Linked DNA regions of Homo sapiens: region 2 is linked to region 1. A link is a contact called in ENCODE Hi-C or POLR2A ChIA-PET data. All regions are on one chromosome and are shown on one strand. Each heading gives the region's core, a stretch centred on a gene start or an enhancer-like site at or near the end of the contact. The rest is flanking DNA. Distances are from core to core; before and after follow the strand shown.

Region 1 (3,217 bases), core at 230-2,729:
TATTAGGTTTCAGTAATGAGAACATGGGAAATGATACTGTATTCATATAATATTAAAATTAAACAACTGTTATTTTTACACAACAAAAATTTCCAGTACAAAAACTGAGAACTGGAGTAAAGGTTCCAAACTTGGTGTTATGTAGAGATGGATTTTGGTTTTGTTGAAAGCTACTGAGACATCCATTTCAGAGATAACCATGTCCTTACTTGTTTTATGATAGTGAGTAGTGCTTAGTCTTACAAAGCCATCTTATAAGACGTTCCCAAAGCATTTGATATATGTTGACAGTTCTAGCAAAATAACCAAAAACCAAGTATCTAGCTTCTTGTCCTGTATTATTCCTTATGATTTGGAAATTGAACCTTTACTCTGTGGATTCCTGGTCTAACCATTAGAGCATGCCCATTGGGAAAGATCTTTAATCCTTGTTTTTCAGCCACCACAGTAGGTACATATATATGCAATATTAACTGAAACAAAAGTTTCACAAAACAGTAATTATCCTACTATATATGAAGCAACTTCATAAATTACATTTATTTCTGTTATGAAGTGCCTATTGTGCAACACATTAAATTGATTTTACGTCCTGCTAATAGGGCAGAACACTACTGTAGGCCATGCCAATGATACATCTTTTTTGTTTGTTTTGAGACAGTCTCATTCTGTCACCCAGATTGGAGTGCAGTGGGGCGATCTCGGCTCACTGCGGCCTCCGCCTCCCGGGTTCAGGCAATTCTGCTCAGCCTCCCGAGTAGTTGGAATTACAGGCGCCCACCACCACACCCAGCTAATTTTTGTATTTTATTTTATTTATTTTTTAGTAGAGATGGGGTTTCACCCTGTTGGTCAGGCTGGTTTCTAACTCCTGATCTCAGGTGATCTACCCACCTTGGCCTCCCAAAGTGCTGGGATTACAGGCATGAGCCATCATGCCTGGTCGAATGATACATCTTCATTTGACCCCTGCTTCTGTAAAGAATGCTGATTCTGCAGAACTGATCTAGTAACCTTAATCTAGCTGAACCTCATTTGAAGTCATCAGAACCAAAAGTATGCCCTTCATGTGGGTGGGTGGGTGGACCAGCCCTGTGGCATTGAGCTCTTGACAAGTGCTTAGGCAGACGGGTCCTATAGCTGCTACTGCTAGGAGTGAGTCAGCCACTACATTGTGTGGTGCCTTGTCTTGTTCTGTCCTTTTTTTTTAACCTGATTTCTGGTTAAGGGGGTGTTAAAACAAAAATTCAAATGTAAACTAGGAAAATCTCAACTCTTTTAAAAAATTAGCATGCCTTTAGTCAACATTTATCAAGCTTTACGCCAAACGTACTGGATGGGGACACTTGCAGAAGCTGTTGTATGTTGTAGGGTGAGATACATGGAAAATAGATGGCCTTTATGGGATCTGTAGAAGAAACTGAGGGTTTCTGGTATACCTCAAGTCCTCTGACTTCCTTGAGAAACTCATTAGTGTTTATTCAACTACATTTAATTAGAAAAAGCAAATTCTAATAGGATTGCTCATGACCACAGGATTGTTCTGTTTCTAAATAGTGAAAAACCAGAGAGGTCACAGAATAACAATATAAACAACCCCCACCCTCCATTTCCTGGTTATCTAGTTTTCTTACATCATTCCCATTGGGACTAGGATTCTCAGCTTCCAACCCTAGAATGAGTTAGTCTCACAGAGGCTTAAGTAATCTCTATTTTATTCATTAGAGCTTGTGTTCATTTCTACATAAGCTGCTTTTGGAAGAAGTTAGGGGTCTTTCCTAGTTAGAAGGAGTATCTCTTCTTAGGAAGGGGTTGTGTGATTGACAACTGGCACAAATAAATGAAGCTCTAGCTCAGTATGTTCATGTATCAATATTGTAGTATTTAAAATGTCCTCATGTCTCCGATTCTCTTGCTTTGTCCTCTCACTTCTTTAGCAGATGTCTCAAGAAAATATTGAGGAAGCAGAGTATATCTGTAGGCTCTTCTGACCCCTAGTTTTCTTCTGGATCATTTTGCTCTGTGTGCATGTGTATGTGTGTATGTGTGTAATAACTACACATAGAAGAACTGCCTTGGAAGGTTTCTGAAGAGAACTCTTAGTGTTTCATTTGGCTTTGTAATTCTAATGAGTTCTTATCTAACCAACTCCCTTCTTTTCTTTTTCAGATGAGTTTGATGCCTACATCATTGTGTCTTTCGTGAATGCCACCCTAGTGTTGTCCATTGGAGAAACTGTAGAAGAAGTGACTGACTCTGGGTTCCTGGGGACCACCCCGACCTTGTCCTGCTCCTTATTAGGAGATGATGCCTTGGTGCAGGTGAGGGTTCTCAGAGCTTACCTACTTGGCCTGCTTTGTTCTTTCTTGGCCTTCATTGTGATGCAGGCTGCTGTGTTCATGTCTCTTCACCCTCACCTTCCAGCAAGCCTTAGGGGTAGGGAACATATGATTTGGGCACATAATATCCCTCTCTGTATTTGCCATTTTTCTGTTACAGAGCCACATCACTGCAGCTTTCATCTCTAATAAAGATCTTTATAAGTGTTTTGTTAATAAGCTTTGAACTTCTTTGAAGTGGACACTGCAAAACATGAACTATTTAAAAGTTGACCTTGCCTGAGGCCTACTAACTCTTTTGTCTTTGATTCAACTGGTGCCTCAAATGCAGTGGCCCCAGGTCTGATTTTAGTGACAGATCTGATAGATGTGAGGGTCATTCTGAGTGATGAATCAAATTGTTAAAGTCAGGTTTCTTTCTGTTACTGACTCTAGGTCTATCCAGATGGCATTCGGCACATACGAGCAGACAAGAGAGTCAATGAGTGGAAGACCCCTGGAAAGAAAACAATTGTGAAGTGTGCAGTGAACCAGCGACAAGTGGTGATTGCCCTGACAGGAGGAGAGCTGGTCTATTTCGAGATGGATCCTGTATGTTATTTTATCATTCACTGTGGGACTTATTGTAGGGACCAGAGGGAAAGATGGGCATTGTAGTCTAGTCATTTAGATGATAGTATGGTGAAATCCTGTCTCTACTAAAAATACAAAAATTAGCTGGGCGTGTTGGCATGCACCTTGTAGTCCTAGCTACTCAGGAGGCTGAGGCAGGAGAATTGCTTGAACCCGGGAGGCAGAGGTTGCGGTGAGCTGAGATTGCACCACTGCACTCCAGCCTGGCGACAGAGCAAGACTCCGTCTCAAAAAAAAAAAAAAAA
Region 2 (3,151 bases), core at 6-2,505, 86 kb after region 1:
TGGTGGTGCACACCTATAGTCCCAGCAACTTGGGAGACCGAGGCAGAAGGATCTTGAGCCCAGGAGTTTGAGGCAACAGAGTGAAGATCCTATCAAAAAAAAAAATAAAGAAAAAAGAAAAAAAGAAAAGAACTGGAGTCATCCCCTTCCCTGGGGAAACTTTCCTGCCTTCTGACCCCCCCACTCTCTCTCTGGTCCCCTGGTTGGTGGCTTCTTATCCTCCCAATATCTGCATATGCTTTCCCATGATATTTTATACTTATTTATTATTTTTTTGAGACAAGGCCTTTCTCTGTCACCCGGGCTGGTCTTTCTGTGTCAGCCACGGCTCACTGCAGCTTGGACCTCCCGGGGTCAAGCCTCTTGAGTACCTGGGACTGTGGGTATGCCACCACATCTAGCTAATTAAAAAAAAATTATTTGTAGAGATTAGGTCTCTCTATGTTGCCCAGGCTGGTCTCATACTCCTGGGCTCAAGCGATCCTCTTGCCTCAGCCTCCGAAAATGCTGGAATTACAGGTGTGTGCCACCGCACCAGCCCAGTTTGTTTGTTTTTAAACAAATAAACTGGTTTAAGTAAAAAAAGTGAGTGAATGCAGGGAAATCTATCTCCATGTAGGTAGATCTGGTTCAGGGGTGTTGTGGTAGACACCTGGCTCTTAGTTAGGAAATGCTGACTAAGGCGTTGCCCTGTTTTGGTGATTCTGTGGCTTGTAAAGCTGGCATGGATTTTCATGTTTTATTTCACCTGAGAACACTCCAGCTTGGGAGATGCCCTTGGGATATGGTGTGGCACTGAGCTTTCCAGATGTGGTGACATTGATCACAGATAGGTGGCACCCACCAGAAATGTACAGCCCGGATCCAGGAGTGTATTTGATCAAATTCATTCAGATGTCTTTGGGTCATAATGGGAAAATGCACGTCCAGAACCCAGCCAATCTTGTTTGAGAAGCAGGCATTTGAAAACAAATTACACGGGCCTGGAGACTGTCTGATTTCAGGCAGAGGCCAGAAATAGGAGGAAAGCACAATATTGCGTTTATATCAGACATCTTGGCAAAGCTGTTGATCTGCTACTGCCTCTGCTTGCCTCATGGGGAAACGCTTGATCAGAAAGCGAGATGATGAATTAGAATATCACAATTAGCAGCCCTCAGTGAATTAATGGATCTAGGCATTAAGTGGCATTGCCTGCCAACATCAGCAAAGAGTGGAGTGCAGTTGTCACGTGCCTTCTGTTGAAAGAACACAGCACCGCTTGTATCGTGACGAAGGGCTTGAGCTTGACCCTGTTCCCACTGCAAACATGCAGAAAGACAAGACAGAGGAGTCCAGGCGTGGTGACTCACGCCTCTAATCCCAGCACTTAGGGAGGCCGGGGTCGAGGATTGCTTGAGCCCAGGAGTTTGAGAGCAGCTTGAGCAACATAGTGAGACCCTGTCTCTACAAAAACTAAAAATAAAAATTAGCCAGGTGTGGTGGTGCATGCCTGTAGTCCGAGCTACTCAGGAGGCTAAGGTGAGAGGATCACTTGAGCCCAAGAGGTAGAGGCTTCAGTGACCTGTGATTACGCCTCTGCACTCCAGCCTGGGTGACAAAGGGAGACCCTGTCTCCGAAAAAAAAAGACAGAGGAACATGTTGAAGTGGACCATGGATCTGCAATCAGGAAACTCTAGGCTGTAGACCAGGGACACTTTTTAAAAGAAAAACTTTAGAAAGAATAAATTTAATAGTTTACTATCATGATCAAGTATTAGGTACTGTACATAATTGTATGTGCTAGACTTTTTGTTTTGTTTTCTTTTGTTTTGCTTTGAGACAGGGTCTCACTCTATCACCCAGGCTGGAGTGCAGTGGTGCCATCGTGGCTCACTGCAGCCTTGGCCTCCTGGGCTCAAGCAATCATCCTGCCTTAGCCTTCTGAGTACCTGGGACTACAGGTGCACACCACCATGCCCGGCTAATTTTGTATTTTTTATTTTTGTAGGGACAGCCTCTTGCTATATTACCTTGTGTCAACTGTAATCACAGCACTTTGGGAGGCCGAGGTGGGTGGATCACATGAGGCCAGGAGATCAAGAGCAGCCTGGCCAACAAGATGAAACCCTGTCTCTACTAAAAATACAAAAGTTAGCCGGGTGTGGTGGTGCATGCCTGTAATCCCAGCTACTTGGGACGCTGAGGCAGGAGAATCTCTTGAACCCGGGAGGTGGAGGTTGTAGTGAGCCGAGATCTTGCCACTGCACTCCAGCCAGGGCGACAGAGCAAGACTCCGTCTCAATAAAAAAAAAAAAAAAAGTTAGTTTTTAAATATATATATTTCAATCAATTAAAGTTATTTTTAAGTCAGGCCTTTTGCAGTATAGTTGATGTATGGTAAAGCTCATCCTCTTTAAGCATACGGTTGGATAAATTTCAACAAATAATATACCAACGCTTCATTCAGGGTTTAAAGCATTTCCTTCACCTCCCAAAATTCCCCTGCGCCCCTTCTCAGTCAATCCCCTTCCCCACTCCCCATTTTGGGATGTCACCGATATAATTTCTGTCCCTGGAGTTTTGCTTTTTCCAGAAAAGGCTGAATGTACATACAGGGTATATAGGTATATACTCCTAGGTATATACTCAAGAGAATTGAAAGTGTTGCCTGGGCGTGGTGGCTCACACCTGTAATCCCAGCACGTTGGGAGGCCGAGGCAGGCAGATCACTTGAGGTCAGAAATTTGAGACCAGCCTGGCCAACATGGTGAAATCCTGTCTCTACTAAACATACAAAAAAATCAGCCGGAAGTGGTGGTGCACGCCTGTAATCATAGCTGCTTGGGAGGCTAAGCAGGGGAATCACTTGGACCTGGGAGGCAGAGGTTGCAGTGAGCTGAGATCACACCACTGCACTCCAGCTTGGGCAACAGAGCGAGACTTCATCTCAAAACAACAACAAGAAAATGTTATGCCTACACAAAAACTTGCACATGGATTTTCATAGCCATATTATTCATAATGGCCAAAAGGTGGAAACAGCCCAAAAGTTCACCAACCAAGGGCACTGTATACTTAAAGAAGGTGAGCTTCACTGTCCATCAATTACACCTCAATAAGCCTGACTTTAAAGTAACTTCAATGGATTGAAATACATAAATTAAAAAA

Evidence for each region. Hi-C counts contacts between places; a loop is a spot of excess contacts on that map. ChIA-PET counts read pairs that join two places held with the same protein, here RNA polymerase II (POLR2A). Pooled maps may share reads with other maps.
Region 2: a loop to region 1 is called in a map of right cardiac atrium, with 1.9 times the contacts of the local background. The contact joins two enhancer-like sites. A Hi-C loop is called at or near these places in 2 of 168 maps with a recorded cell type or tissue (dorsolateral prefrontal cortex and right cardiac atrium) and 1 of 50 pooled maps. POLR2A ChIA-PET finds 5 or more read pairs at or near these places in 5 of 52 experiments (AG04450, Caco-2, H1 and 2 more).

The regions. Positions count from the first base shown.
Region 1 is chr16:70,552,277-70,555,493 of GRCh38, forward strand. SF3B3 (splicing factor 3b subunit 3) reads left to right here. Exons shown (of 26, transcript NM_012426.5): 12 at 2,170-2,321; 13 at 2,775-2,930. Among named protein-coding and RNA genes, the nearest start is that of SNORD111, 16 kb to the left of the region's middle. Within about 2 kb of position 1,480, at least 3 of the 41 ENCODE cell types and tissues checked have a DNase peak (open chromatin) inside an H3K27ac peak, as active enhancers do.
Region 2 is chr16:70,638,341-70,641,491 of GRCh38, forward strand. It overlaps a transcript of IL34 not described here. Among named protein-coding and RNA genes, the nearest start is that of IL34, 6.6 kb to the right of the region's middle. Within about 2 kb of position 1,256, at least 5 of the 41 ENCODE cell types and tissues checked have a DNase peak (open chromatin) inside an H3K27ac peak, as active enhancers do.